Linked DNA regions of Homo sapiens: region 2 is linked to region 1. A link is an interaction called in ENCODE POLR2A ChIA-PET data of the cell type or tissue named here. Cell type or tissue: HepG2. All regions are shown on one strand.

The links. ChIA-PET counts read pairs that join two places held together with the same protein. Peaks named below come from ENCODE experiments on the same cell type or tissue, not always from the same donor. Only the 100,000 strongest peaks of a DNase experiment are listed, where the experiment ranks them.
Region 2: POLR2A ChIA-PET joins it to region 1 with 7 read pairs; 5 of 35 experiments call an interaction of 5 or more read pairs at or near these places.

Annotation. Positions count from the first base shown.
Region 1 is chr10:67,800,753-67,808,752 of GRCh38, reverse strand. DNAJC12 (DnaJ heat shock protein family (Hsp40) member C12) reads left to right here. Exons shown (of 5, transcript NM_021800.3): 4 at 2,966-3,170. It also overlaps the pseudogene RNU6-1250P. Among named protein-coding and RNA genes, the nearest start is that of DNAJC12, 33 kb to the left of the region's middle. In HepG2, no CTCF peak of the experiment used is centred here; DNase peaks (open chromatin) are centred at 4,312, 4,932, 5,452 and 5,762; H3K4me3 peaks cover 1,457 bases.
Region 2 is chr10:67,851,837-67,859,836 of GRCh38, reverse strand. It overlaps the pseudogene RNU6-523P. Among named protein-coding and RNA genes, the nearest start is that of DNAJC12, 18 kb to the right of the region's middle. RefSeq lists a silencer at 6,012-6,306. In HepG2, a CTCF peak has its summit at 4,053; a DNase peak (open chromatin) is centred at 4,066.

The sequences.
Region 1 (8,000 bases):
ATAATAACCAGTCAATTTTGTATAGCTATTCAGCTGATCTATGGCTCATCTGAGTCCATGGATTTAAAAAAATGTTGTGCCAATGTTTACTGGCATGTAAACAAAATTTTTTATTTCCCTGTGTGTTTGTGTGTGTGTGTGTGTGTTTTAATGGAATGCTTCGCGAACGTGCCTGTTGTCTTTGCACAGGGACCATGATCATTTTCTTTGTATCATTCCAATTTTGGTATATGTGCTGCTGAGACGAGCACTATTTCCTAGTATTGACCAAGGTCTAGAATGTAAGAAAATGACTTCCTAGAGAAAAAAAACCAACTCGTTCAAGAAAGCTAGTAAACAAGTTAATTGTGAAGGCAGAATAACAACATAGAAATTTCACAGACTGTTAAGATTAGTGGCCTTTGCACCTAGGCTTGCTGTCTGTTTAGCGTTAGTTCCTTCCATGCATATATAGATTTTCTGTCTTGTGCATTTTATTATCTTGCTGTAGACTCTCCCCTTTCTAGTCTCTCTCTTAGTCTGTATCAATTGCTGTCATTTGATATCTTTTATTGATGCTGATTCTACTGAAATGAGTAGCTGCATAATAGACTAGTTCGCTTGATGTTAAATGTTGTTCTGTGCAACTAATACCCTTGTGGAGTTGAGAAATATGCTTGTGAACACAGAAATGAGTGATTTGCAGACTATCTAACTGTGTCCCAGCAAACCAGGCTGCTTAGCATCACTCTGATGTTAGTCCTTTGATTGAACTACAAAGCGTGAGAAGCACTTGTATCTAAGGTTAGATACAGTTTGGATATTTCTTCTGTATATTTCTTTAATGAGGATCAGCAGATATGGGAGTCTGATAACATATTTTATTCTGATTTACTCACAAAGGAGATGGATAAGACTACTATTTCAGAACATCTTTTCACTGAGGACCTTTAAAGCATTTACTGTGGATTAGACATTAATCCTAACCTATCTAAGACAGACCACAGGTACTTTGATTTCAAGAGAGAAGTACTGAGGCACAGAGATCAATACATCACGTACAGGCCACTTTGCTGGCTTGTGAAGCTCACAGTTTACATTTTCAGCTCTCTGGGCCCTGAATTCTTGAATGTCTTATTCCTTGTTTTTCACTAACCTTCCTAATATCCTTTTCCCTCTGCAGAGGAAGTCACTGGCAGCCTCTTTTATTTTGTGCATATGCAAAAACCAAACCAAAACAACAAACCTAAACCAACCAAACAAAAGTCATTTTTTTTTTTAATACCAGCTGAGGCATTGCCTCTTTTAAAAATTAACGTTTTTATTTTGAAATAAAATCTACAGAGAAATGGGTAATACTTGCATTTACAATTTAGCAAATGGTTTTGAAGTGTTTACTCTGTAACTATTCCCTTCCCACACATATTGTTGGCACCAGGAATCTCCCACCTTGTATGTTTTTGCATCGAAACTTCGCCTAATTTTTAAAATTGAATATTTTCTTTTTTTTTTTGAGACAGAATCTCGCTCTGTCACCCAGGCTGGAGTGCAGTGGTGCGATACCAGCTCACTGCAACCTCTGCCTCCCGGATTCAAGTGATTCTCGTGCCTCAGCCTCCCGGGTAGCTGGGATTACAGGCACACACTACCTTGCCCAACTAATTTTTGTTTTTTTAAGTAGAGGTGAGGTTTCACCATGTTGGCCAGGCTGGTTTGGAACTCCTGACCTTGTGATCCATCCACCTAGGCCTCCCAGAGTGCTGGGATTAAGGTGTGAGCCACTGCGCCCAGCCTAAAATACAATGTTTTCTAATTGTACATATATATAATCTTCTCATAGAAAATTTGGGAAATACAAAAACAAAAGATGTAATTCTGTTACACAGGCATAACTACAGTTATATTTTGGTGCCTTTCCTTCCCATTTCTTTTTCTTTTTTTTTTTTTTTGAGACCGAGTCTTGCTCTGTTGCCCAGGCTGGAGTGCAATGGTGCGATCTCGGCTCACTGCAACCTCCACCTCCTGGGTTCAAGCAATTCTCCCGCCTCAGCCTCCTGAGTAGCTGGGATTACAGGTGTGCACCACCACGACCAGCTAATTTTTGTATTTTTAGTAGAGACGTGGTTTCACCTTGTTGGCCAAGGATGGTCTCGAACTCCTTGCCTCAAATGATCCACCCACCTTGGCTTCCCAAAGTGCTGGGATTACAAGCATGAGCCACTGTGCCCAGCCTCTTTTCTTTTTCTTGTTAGGGTGAGAGCTGGTTACATTTATTGGTGGCAATGACTGCTTTATGGGGTGGTTCTTGGATCTTGGGGTTGATTAGCCTTTGGACTGGTTATATTTGGAGAAGAGGATTCAGGATGACACTTCTTTGTAGTTGGGAAGAGATAGGTTGAAGGTGGGAATAAATGACTTCTTTGATTTGATTAGGGCAGAGAGCTAGAATATTTATAATTTTAGGGTGTTAAAGGCTATGTTTCCTTCTAGTCTTGAGTTGTGGTAATAGAGGTAGTGTGTCACTGTTTCTTAGTACTTCAGGAATAGCTTCCCACAATATCCCGATGAGGTTTTAAGAAATAGTTATGCATTATTTTGGTTGATGGTAGGGCTAATGATTCCACTTGAAATATTCTTGATACAGCAAACTCAAAAGCGCTCTTTTTCACTGTATTCATTTGTTAGTTCATCCATCCATCCCTCCATTCATTCATCCATCTGTCCAATTTTTAGATCTAATAGGAAATACATATACAGAACAGAAAATGAAAAAGGTACAAAAGGGTGTATGGTGAAAAGTAACTATTAATAGTTGGATTAATTAATATCTGGATTAATTTATGAGTATCTTGTTAATAGTCAAGTCTAACATGCTGTTAATTAGCACTACAGTAGTAGGTCAGGTGTTACCACATATCAAACTTTAAATATAGAAAATCATATAATATCAATTTAATTTTTATATCTCTGCTTTACATTAATTTAGTCAATGCACTGGGTTGTCAGAGGTAAAAAAGACCTGATGCTGGAAGAATCTGACAAGACTCATACCACCAAGATGGAAAATGAGGAATGTAATGAGCAAAGAGAAAGAAAGAAAGAGGAGCTGGCTTCAACCGCAGAGAAAACGGAGCAGAAAGAACCCAAGCCCCTAGAGAAGTCAGTCTCCCCGCAAAATTCAGATTCTTCAGGTAAGTCACGTTATATAACTGCAGAATGGAGAAGGTCTGAAATTAAAGAGTTTTGTTTATATTGCATTTATTCTTAACTTTTTCAATCTGCACAGCAGTGCCAAGTTTAAAGATTGGTTTATCATCTTAAAAGACACTTAGCATTGACACCGAAACTAGAAGGTATTCCTCAGAAGGGAAACCTTGAGACAATTCTCAGTGTCTTTGGCTTTACTGACATAATGCTAGCTAACATTGATTGAATGTTTACTATGTGCAGGAACACTCTTTACATATATTAGTTTACATTTATTATCTCATTTAATATTAATTTTATATATATTAACTTATTCTCACTACAAGCTTGTGAGGCTGATATCAATATTATTCTCATTTTATAGATGAGAAAACCAAAGGCCAGGAGGTTGAATAATTTGCTTAAAGCCATACAGCTTGTATGGGAAGGGAAAGGGGTCTGAACCAAGGCAGGTTGACTTCAGTCAGTGTTCCAAGGCATTGCCCTATCCTATGATAATGCCTTATTGAATTGAATTTAATTTTTTTTCTTTTTTGAGATGGAGTCTCACTCTGTCATCTAGGCTGGAGTGCAGTGGCATAATCTCAGCTCATTGCAACCTCTGCCTCCTGGGTTCAAGTGATTCTTGTGCCTCAGATTCCCCAGTAGCTGGGACTACAGGCGCCTGCCATGATGCCTGGCTAATTTTTGTATTTTTAGTAGAGATGGGGTTTCATCATGTTGGCCAGGCTGGTCTCAAACTCCTGACCTCAGGTGATCCTCCTGCCTGGGCCTCCCAAAGTGCTGGGATTACAGGTGTAAGCCACCATGCCCGGCCCAATAATGCCTTATCTGTAAATAGCTCTGTAGACATTCTGAATCATTTATAAATCCACTGAAGCAGAGTATTATAGAAGTTTACCTCCTGGCTACCAAGCTACACTACCTGAGTTCACATCCTAGCTCTACTACTTATTATCTGTATTACTTGGCAAAGTTACTTAACTTCTCTAGACCTCAGTTTCTGCATCTATAAAATAGGGATTATAATAGTACTTGCTCATCTAGGTGCATTGTTGTGCACCTGTAGTCCTAGCTACTCAAGAGGCTGAGGCAGGAGGCTGGCTTGAGGCCAGGAGTTCAAAGCTGCTGTGTGTGATGATCACTCCTGTGATTAGGTGCTTGCATTCCATCCTGGGTGACATAGTGAGACTCCATCTCTTAAATAAAAAATAGTACCTTCTTATAGGGTTACCATGAGGATTAAATGGGGAGATACATAAAAAATGCTTAGCACAGCGGTTCACCTCTAGGAAGCCCTAGGTAAATGTTACCTGTTTGTATCATTTGTCTATCTGGCTGGCTATCTATCTAGCCATCCAACTAGTTTGGATGTGTTGTATATACACACATTGTATACACACATTGTAACTGTCCTTCAAATTATTATGTGTTGATTCTCAGGGTTGTGATGTAGCACCCTATTAGAATTTAGCCTTTAAGCAGAACGTTCCTGAACACCCTAGAACACTTGTATTCAAAAGAAGATAGTTAGATGGCTTGTGGTGGATTATAGTCTTTTGAGAAATAGTCACTTCAAATCTCTCTTTGGGGAGAACTTTTACATCTTCTCTTCTTGCTGGGAATGAAGATCCATAGAGTTTGATTCAGATGTCTCTGTTGGTTACCCAAGAGATGGCTGTGGAGTCTGCACATTGATTGCATCACCCAGTAACTGGAAATGGTTATAATTTAACAAACTGATCAAAGGAGAAGCCTGAAGTGTAGAAAAACAGTGTTTTAAGCAAACACAGGAGTACAATCACTCCCCTACATGTAAACACGATGAATGTTCAGTTCTGTGTTTCTTGAACCCCTGGGGGTTCCCCAAGTCTTTCTGTTTCTGTCAGATTCAGACCAAGTCTGTGCACACCAAAATTAGGTGTAGTGTGGGTGGGAGACACTTCAGAGACTCAGGCATGATGCTGAGGCCTCTTGAGCCCCTCTCATAGGATTCTACGAAATTTTCCTTCTTTTTAAAAAAATAGTAATTTAGATACTGAATAAAAACAAAAGTAGTATAGACTTGCTGTTAAAAAATTCAAAGAATCATATATAGCCAGGTTGCCAACCTTCTCTGCTTCTGTTTCTTGAAGTAACCAAGGCTGACACTCAGGTGTGTTTCCTTCCACTATTCTCTATGCTAACACAGGTGTGTATATGTGCACTTATGAGAGCTTTAAAAGTAAAGAATGGGGTTATACTGTACACATTTCTCTGTGTTACGCAGTGGTTAAGAATGTGGGCTCAGCTTTTCACTGATGAGTTGTATGACCTTGGACAAGCTAGTTAACCCCTCTGCATCTATGTCTTCTTAGTTATATAATGGTCAAAATATTAGTGTCTACCTCATAAAATTTTTTTTTTTGAGGAGTAAATAACTTAATTGTCCAGGCGCAGTGGCTCACACCTGTAGTCCTAGCAATTAGGGAGGGTGAGGTGGGCGGATTGCTTGAGGCCGGGAGTTTGAGACCAGCCTGGGCAACATGGTGAAACCATCTCTAAAAAAAAATATGAAAATTAGCCAGGAGTGGTGGTGCGTGCCTGTAATCCCGTTACTTGAGCCCGGGTGTGTGTGTGGGGGGGGATGTTGAGGCTGCAGTGAGCTGCGATTGCACCACTGTACTCCAGCCTGGGTGACAGAATGAGATCCTGTCACACACACACACACACACACACACACACACACGCACAATAACTTAATATACGTAAAATATTTAGACCAATACCAGGCACATTGTAAACACTTTTTTTAGTGTTAACTTTTATTATTAAGAGACTTCTCTTTAAATCCTTACATTCAGAATGAATTCCTGCTTTTTAACAGCTGATAACATTCCACAGTGTAGATATATGTTATGTCAAAGTCAAACAAAAATATAGATTCGAATCTCTATGTAAAACATTTTACTTGGGAAAATATATAAAAACTACATTGCAATTCAAGGCATACACACAGATGGGATGGTCTTTGGTGTGTCTGAAGAACAAATAAAATGTTGGGGGTTTTATTAGAAAGAGAAATGTTACATATTGTTATGAAAGAAAACTCATTGGCACTAGCAAAGTTCTGGGAGCTAGCAAGCTGTAATTGGTGAGTGATGGCAATAGGTAAAACTAGCCTTAGAGGCAAGGCAGGTCATTTCGGCAGCTGGCTTGTGATAGAATTCTTGGGTAGGCATTTGTGTCCTGAGTGCTTTTCTTTTCCTCTCCCTGGTTCTCGGCTCTAATTTACTTGGGTAATAACAGATAATGCCAATTCATATAATCAATTTTCACATATAATTTACTCAGAACAAATTGTGATGCCAGTTTTGATGTCTTCATATTGTGATATGTATGCTATTGTTTAAGAATGAAGTGGAGCCAGCTGCAGTGGCTTGGGCCTGTACTCCTAGAACTTTGGGAGGCTGAGATGGGAGGATCGCTTGAGTCCAGGAGTTCGAGACCAGCTTGAGCAACATAGCAAGAGCCCTGTCTCCACAAAATTAAAAAACCATTAGCTAGGTATGCTGGCGTGCGCCTGTAGTTCCAGCTACTTGGGAGGCTGAGGCAGAAGGATTACTTGAGCCTGGGAGTTTGAAGCTGCAGTGAGCTATGATCCTGCCACTGCACTCCAGCCTGGGTGATAGAGCAAGACCCTGTGTCTCCGTGTCAAAAAAAAAAAAAAAAAAAAAAAAAAAAAAAAAAAGAATGAAGTGGAGGGGATGGGAATCATTGTTCTTTTTTTTTTTTTTGAAACAGAGTTTTGCTCTTGTTGCCCAGGCTGGAGTGCAGTGGCACTGTCTCGGCTCACTGCAACCTCCACCTCCTGGGTTCAAGAGATTCTCCTGCCTCAGCCTCCCAAGTAGCTGGGATTACAGGCACCCGCCACCACACCTGGCTAATTTTCATATTTTTAGTAGAGATGGGGTTTCACCATGTTGCCCAGGCTGGTTTAGAACTCCTGACCTCAGGTGATCTGCCCACTTTGGCCTCCCAAAGTGCTAAGATTACAGACATGAGCCATTGCATCCAACTGGGAATCATTGTTCTAAAAAGCTGTTGTTGGAGAATTATGAAATTCTGCCAAAGGTTGCATTTACAAGTATTTTCTTTATGCTGTTTAAAAGATTATTGGCTTTTCTGACTAGTGCCTTAAAGCTGGAGTTGGATATATCAAAGTGCTGTTGCATGATTATTTATGATTTCATTTTACTGCAGCGTAAATTTTTATAATGTCAGCATTTAAGAAATATTATTCCTGTCAACTTTACCAAGCCCTGAGTGGCTTCTTATATATTACTTTTCAGCATATTTGCTAATTTCCTCAAGCAGTGCTAGATATTCACTTTGGAATTTGCCTTTTGATGTCTCTTCTGTGATGAGCAGCCACCAAATAGCCCCCACCACATTCTAATTCTTTATTGCAAAAAGTAAAATATGGAGCACTGCATCTGAAAACCACTGTGCGAGACAATCTCATTTTTACTTTCTTTCTGCTTAAATATGCAATAAATATGTCTTCTGATAAATACAGTTCTAAAATAAAATAGTTTTGTGTAACATCTTGGAGTAAAAAAGAGAAAGAAATTTTTTTTTTTTTTAGACAGAATCTTGCTTTGTTGCCCAGGCTGGAGTGCAGTGGCACCACCTCGGCTCACTGCAACCTCTGCCTCCCGGGTCAAGCTATTCTCCTGCCTCAGCCTGCCAAGTAGCTGGGATTACGGCACCTGCCATCATGCCCGGCTAATTTTTTGTGTTTTTAGTAGAGACGGAGTTTCACCATGTTGGCC
Region 2 (8,000 bases), 51 kb before region 1:
TCAACTGAGATCAGGAGATCGAGACCAGCCTGACCAACATGGATAAACCCTGTCTCTACTAAAAATACAAAATTAGTCGGGCATAGTAGTGCATGCCTGTAATCCCAGCTACTCGGGAGGCTGAGGCAGGAGAATCGCTTGAACCCGGGAGGTGGAGATTGTGGTAAGCTGAGATCGCCCCATTGCACACCAGCCTGGGCAACAAGAGGGAAACTCCGTCTTAAAAAAAATACAAAAAAAAAAAAAACACAAAAAAACAATGAAGTGGCTAGGCGCCATGGCTCACACCTATAATCCCAGCCCTTTGGGAGGCTGAGGCAAGAGACGAATGCTTGAGGCAAGAGTTTGAGACCAGCCTGGGCAACATAGGGAGACCCTGCCTCTACAAAAAATTTAATAATTTTAAAATTAGGATGTGGTGGCATGCCCCTGTGGTCCCAGCTACTTGGGAGGCTGAGGCAGGAGGATCGATTGAGCTCAGGAGGTCAAGGCTGCAGTGAGCCATGATGGTGCCACTGCACTCCAGCCTGGGTGACAGAGCAAGACCCTGTCTCAACAAAGAAAGAAAGAAATAAAGTACTCATACATATTACAACATGAATGAACCTTTGAGACATTATGCTAACAAACTAGTCACAAAAGACCACATGTTATATGATTCCATTTATATGCAATGTTAGAAAGGGCAAATCAATAGAGACAAAAAGTAGATTAGTGTTTGCTTAGGGTGGGGGATAATAGGGAGACACAGGAGTGATAGCTAAAGTATATGGGGTTCTTTTTGAAGTAATGCAAATGTTCTAAAATTGATTGTGGTGATGGTTGTGAGTATACGAAAAGCCACTGAATTGTACACTTTGGGTGAATTGTACGGTATGTTAATGACATGTCAATAAATCAATTTTTAAACTATGAAAAGATATTCAACTTCATAAGAGAAATGAACATTAAAACAACAGTGAGCAGTGCTTGCTTCAGCAGCACATATGCTAAAATTGGAATGATACAGAGAAAATTAGTGATATTAAACATGTATGTAAAAGAAAACCCAACAGTGACCAACCATTTTTCACTCATCAGAGTGGCAAACATTTAAAAGTCTGAAATATTTATCCTGGGCAAGAGTGTGGGAAAGTTGGTGCTCTTGTGCACCATTGGTGGGAGTTATAAATTGTGGCAGCTCTCTTGGAGGGAAGTTTGCTAAGATCTTTTTTTTTTTTTTATAAAACCATTTTTTTTTGATAAAACGTTTATTTTTTTTATTTTTATTTTTTTTTGAGATGGAGTCTTGCTCTGTTGCCCAGGCTAGAGTGCAATGGCGTGATCTCGGCTAAATGCAATCTCCACCTCCCGGGTTCAAGAGATTCTCCTGCCTCAGCCTCCCGAGTAGCTGGGATTACAGGTGACCACCACCACGCCTGGCTAATTTTTTGTATTTTTAGTAGAGATGGGGTTTCACCATGTTGGCCAGGCTGGTCTTGAACTCCTAACCTCCTCATCTACCTGCCTCAGCTTCCCAAAGTGCGGGGATTACAGGTGTGAGCCACTGGGCCTGGCCGCTAAGATATTTTATGATTCAACATACATGTACGTTTTGATTTAGCCACTCCACTTCTAGGAATTTATTGTACCATATATTTATTAAGCATGAAAATGATTACTGCAACATTGTTTGCGATAACAAAAACTGAAACAACCAAAAGTCTATCAACACAGAATTGAGTAAAATAAATTATAAATCCATTTATAAAATTTACAAATAAATACCACTATGCTGTTAAAAGAATTAAGGTGCAGAACAGTTTGTACAAAAAGGGAAGAAAATGAGAATAGGAATATATATGAGCCGGGCATAGTGGCTCATGCCTGTAATCTCTGCACTTTGGGAGGCAGAGGCAGGGGGATCACAAGGTCAGGAGTTTGAGACCAGCCTGGTCAACATTGTGAAACTCCGTCTCTACTAAAAATACAAAAAATTATCTGAGCATGGTGGCAGGCGCCTGTAATCCCAGCTACTCAAGAGGCTGAGGCAAGGGAATCGCTTGAACCTGGGAGGCGGGGGTTGCAGTGAGCCGAGATCGTGCCACTGCCCTCCGGCCTGAGTGACAAGAGGGAAACTCCATCTCATAAAAAAAAAAAAAAAAAAGAATATATATGGCTGGGCGCAGTGGCTCACACCTGTAATCCTGGCACTTTGGGATGCCGAGGCGGGCAGATCATGAGGTCAGGAGTTCGAGACCAGCTTGGCCAATATGGTGAAACCCCGTCTCTACTAAAAATACAAAAATTAGCCAGGCATGGTGGTGGGTACCTGTAATCCCAACTACTCGGGAGGCTGAGGCAGAAGAATCTCTTGAACCAGGGAGGTGAAGGTTGCAGTGAGCCGAGATCATGCCACTGCACTCCAGCCTGGGTGACAGAGTGAGATGCCATCTCAAAAAAAAAAAAAAAAAAAGAATATGTATGTATGGCTGGGTGCAGTGGCTCATGCCTGTAATCCCAGCACTTTGGGAGGCCAAGGTGGGCAGATCATGAGGTCAGGAGTTCGAGACCAGCCTGGCCAACATGGTGAAACCCTTTCTCTACTAAAAATACAAAAAAAATTAGCCAGGCGTGGTGTTGCGCACCTGTAATCCCAGCTACTCAGGAGGCTGAGGCAGGAGAATCGCCTGAACCCTGGAGGCAGAGGTTGCAGTGAGCTGAGATCACACCATTACACTCCAGCCTGGGCAACAGGGCGAGACTTCGTCTCAAAAACAAAAAACAAAAACCAAAAGAATATATATGTATGTATTTGCACAAAGGATATGCAATAAACTAATGGGAACGGTTACCTGGTTGTGTGAGAACTAGACAGATGAGAGATAGAAGTGGATGTGAGAGTTTTCACTGAATACCTTTTCAGATTGTTTTTTGAGCCATGTGAATGTGTAACCCAAAGAAAATCAAATTTAAAACATTAAGGATATGACTGAAATAAAGCTTATCCACATATAGTAAAATATAACTTGTATAAGATTAGGTGAAAAATACACGTTGCAGAATAGTATAGAGAGCATTCTTTCATTCATTTCTTTCAATTAATAGATGCTTTTGAGTTCTTAATTTGCATTCTAGACACTTGGGATATGGAAGTAAACAAAGCAGCCAGGCTCCTGCTCTCATGGAGGTCACATTTTAGCAGTGAATAAGTAAGCAAGCACTTAAATGAACAAGGCAATCTCAAACATAGTGATGGAGAGTGACTTAGATTGGGCAATAGTTACTTGATGGGTGTCACTACAGGCCTCTGTGAGGGAGTGACATAGGAGCTGACATCTGAGTGAGGGAACCTGGGAAAAGAAAGTGGTCCAGGACCCAGCGCGGTGGCTCATGCCTGTAATCCCAGCACTTTGGGAGGCCAAGGTGGGTGGATTGCTTGAGCTCAGGAGTTCAAGACAAGTCTGGGCAACATGGTGAAACCCCATCTCTACAAAAAATACAAAATTAGCTGGGCGTGGTGACATGCGCCTATAGTCCCAGATACCAGGGAGGCTGAGGTGGGAAGATCCCTTAAGCTCAGGAGGCAGAGGTTGCAGTGAGTGCAGCAGGGCCACAGTAGAGTGAGACCCTTTCTCAAAAAGAAAAAAAAGAAAAATGAAAAAGAACGACAAGAAAGTGTCCAGGAAGATAATGTAGTGAGGGCAAGGGTCCTGAGGCTGGAACAAGTTTGACAAGTTTGAAGATCTGAGTGGTAGAAGATGAAGTTAGAGTGGTAGTCAGGGGACACATCATGGGTTTAAATTAAAGATTAAACATGAAAATGTCTGGAAAGATACACAAAAATCTTATTAATAGTGACAATTTTGTGCGTGCGAATTGGAGATGAGAATCAGTAGGACTCTTTAATTTCCTATATTCTACTAGAGTTTGAATTTTTAAAGCATTTCAATATGCATAAAACAAATATGCTTCAAAGTAAAAAACATTAATACAATATTGAGCAGCAATCAGTGAAGGTAAACACTGTACCTAGCAGTTTGATAATTCCTTTGGTTCTAGTTCCCCTAGTGGTGATGATGAGGTAGTGCTGGTGATTATGTCCCAGCACAAACATCCTGGAGTGAGAGCTAAAATATCTTTAATACAACTCTGAAACACTCGGCCGGGCACGGTGGCTCACGCCTGTAATCCCAGCACTCTAGGAGGCCGAGGCGGGTGGATCACCTGAGGTTGGGAGTTCGAGACCAGCCTGACCAACTGACCAACATGAAGAAACCCCGTGTCTACTAAAAATACAAAATTAGCTGCGCGTGGTGGTGCATGCCTGTAGTCCCAGCTACTTGGGAGGCTGAGGCAGGAGAACCGCTTGAACCCGGAAGGTGGAGGTTGCCGTGAACTGAGATCGCGCCACTGCACTCCAGCCTAGGAAACAAGACCGAAACTCCGTCTCAAAAAAAAAGAACTCTGAAACACTCAACAGAAGTTTGAATTCTTGAAATTGTGTAATCCTTGCCAAATGATGGTTGGGAAAAATCATAAAATTGCTATTACAATCACAGCAGTCATCAACTGTATATCATGAAGCAGGGGCCAGCAAAGTCTTTAGATTTTAAAATTAAAACATCAGGAAAACTCTCCACTGGGATTGTCTTGAAATGGTATGGCTTAAATGCCCAGGTCCTGGTCCCCATCTCTTCTGAGCCTTTGCTCGAGCCTATCCTGCCCTGTCTTCTCTCCACTTTGGCAAAAACGCCTTTGCCTCCCTGCTTGGTCAGCTACATAGCTTCTCCATTAACTCACTTTGCCCCCCACATTAACTCGCCCTTTAGCACTCCCTGATGAGGATAATAATAGCTGATATTTATGAAGCAGTTATTGGGTACCAGATACCATAGTAATTCATGCTATCTTGTTCAATCCTCAAACGAACCCTGTGAGGGATGTGCTATTTTCATCCCCCCTGTACAGATGAAGAGGGGCAATCTGAGGCACAGGACCATTCAGTGGGATCCCACAGCTGGTAAGTGGTAGCTGATCAAGAAGAAAGGAAAAAGCCACCCTTTCCTCCCTGCTTGCTCAGCTACCACTTACTAGCTGTGGGATCCCACCTAATGGCCCTGAATCCCTGTCTGACTGTAGACCACATGCATTTAAGCAGCAAGCTGTATTTGAATGTGCTGTTTCTATTTGGATACTGAATATATATTTTAATAAGTGTAAATCATGGGTCCTCATAAACCCAAATGTCTATAGGGGCCAGAACGTGAGTCCAGAGAACTTTATATATATATATGTGTGTGTGTGTGTGTGTGTGTGTGTGTGTGTGTGTGTGTGTATATGTATATATGTGTATATATGTATATATGTATATATATGTGTATATATGTATATATATGTGTATATGTGTATATATGTATATATGTGTATATATGTATATATGTGTGTATATATATTTTATGTATGTGTGTGTGTATATATATGTATTATATATGTGTGTGTGTGTGTGTGTGTGTGTATATATATATATATATATATATATTTTTTTTTTTTTGAGTCAGGGTTTCATTCTGCTACCCAGGCTGGAGTGCAGTGGTGAGATCATGGCTCACTGCAGCCTCGACTTCTTGGGCTCAAGTGATCCTCCCACCTCAGCCTCTTGAGTAGCTGGGACTACATATGTGTGCAACTATGCCTGGCTAATTTTTTTTTTTGAGATGGAGTCTCGCTCTGTTGGTCTGCCTCGTGGGTTCACGCCATTCTCCTGCCTCAGCCTCCCGAGTAGCTGGGACTACAGGCGCCCGCCACCACGCCCGGCTAATTTTTTGTATTTTTAGTAGAGATGGGGTTTCACTGTGTTAGGCAGGATGGTCTCGATCTCCTGACCTCGTGATCCACCCGCCTCGGCCTCCCAAAGTGCTGGGATTGCAGGCGTAAGCCACCGTGCCCGGCCACATTGGATTCTTTTCTATATTTTGAGTTTTTACTATGTGAATGTATTTTTCAAAAAAACATTTTAATGATCATAGAAAACTACTTCCAGAAGTTGAGGCCAATAACTTACATCTGTGGTCTGATAGGGTGTGCTATAACATCCTCACTGGAAGGAGGACACTCCATGTTCTTATCACAGCAAAAACATATGCCACTCACATATGTTTGGAATCGTTTCAAAGCTACATAACTCTTGCTGAAGTTAAATAGATACGTGACAATGCCAGAGTGACAGTGCTCTCCTGCAGACCAATTAAAAGGGAGTCTCAGGGCATGGGTATAGGTTGTTTTGTTTTGTTTTGTTGAGACAGAGTCTCACAGTGTCACCCAGGCTGGAGTGCAGTGGTGCAATCACAGCTCACTGCAGCCTTCACCTCCTAGGCTCAAGCAATCCTCCCATTGCTCCTGAGTAGCTGGGCCTACAGATGCATGCCACCAGGCTAATTTTTTTAAGAAATTTTTTTGTAGAGACAGGGTCTCATTATGTTGCTCAGGCTGGGTCTCAAACCCCTGGGCTCAAGAGATCCTCCCATCTCTGCCTCCCAAAATGCTGGGATTACAGACGTGGGCCACTGTACCCAGTCAGCATGGTTTTTTTGTTTTTGTTTTTGTTTTTTTTTTGGCTCCCCTCAATGATTCTAATGTGCAGCAAGGTGTCACGTAGACCAAGGATGTTAATCTATAGGAAATATTAATGGAATAAAAACAAGAACTTGTAATACATACTTTCTATGCCCTAGGCCTTGTCCTCTGTGGTAAATTCAGAGAATCCATTTGATTCAGTGATAGAGTCACAAATGCCATACGATTCTGTGATAGCCCAAGCTTGCCAAATGAATGTCTGCCAAAAGGAAGTGAAATAAATATAGAATAATATTCATGAGGAGATTGATGGCTCAGCAAAAGTTCCTTGAGAACATGGTATATGCCTAGTGCTGCAGGAGGTGTAAAAGGAATCTATTTTAGTGGTTCTTCCCATAAGGAACTTAGATTGCAATTAAAGAGATAAGACGGGGGCCGGGCGCCATGGCTCACGCCTGTACTAGGGCCATCTAGTCCCTCCCCCTGAAGGCAACTACTTTATGGGTTGCTTGTGAATCCTTCCAGAGACATTATTATCGTAAGTTAAATAGTTCTTTTTTATTTTTTGGCTTCAGATAGGAATTTTCTTTTTTTTCTTTTTTTTTTTTTGTTTTGAGACGGAGTCTCGCTCTGTCACCCAGGCTGGAGTGCAGTGGTGTGATCTTGGCTCACTGCAAGCTCCGCCTCCTGGGTTCACGCCATTCTCCTGCCTCAGCCTCCCGAGTAGCTGGGACTACAGGTGCCCACCACCACGCCCAGCTAATTTTTTGTATGTTTAGTAGAGATGGGGTTTCACCATGTTAGCCAGGATGGTCTCGATCTCCTGACCTCGTGATCCGCCCGCCTTGGCCTCCCAAAGTGCTGGGATTACAGGCGTGAGCCACCGTGCCCAGCCCCAGATAGGAATTTTCTTTAATCACTCTCTTTTTTGACAGTTTCCTTAATATTTCCTTGATAGTAACGGAGCTAAGGTTAAAGGGAAAGACTGATTCATTGTGTTAGAGTGTAACAGGATCTGGAGGTCATCCTGTCCTTTTTTAATCCAAGTGTGGTCCTTGGATCAACATGGAGCTCACCTGGGTGCCTGCTAGAAAAGAAGAGTCTCAGACCTCACCCAGGCATCCTGAAGCAGAAGTTGCATCTTAACCAGACCTCCAGGTGATTTGTGTGGACCTTTAAGTTTGAGAATCATTGTTTTTGTCCAATCTTAACAAATCAAGGAAGCATGGTTCTGCAAGGAGCCAGTGCAGAACTGATACTCTAAATCAGGTCTTCTGACACCTCGTCTAGTGCATTTCTTTCTTTCCTTTATTTCCCTTTCCTTCCTTCCTTTCCTCCCCACCCCCCTTCTTCCTTTTTTTGAGACAGGGTCTTCCTCTGTCCCCCAGACTGGTGTGCATTGGTGGTGGAATCATAGCTCACTGCAGCCTCGAACTCTAGGGTCC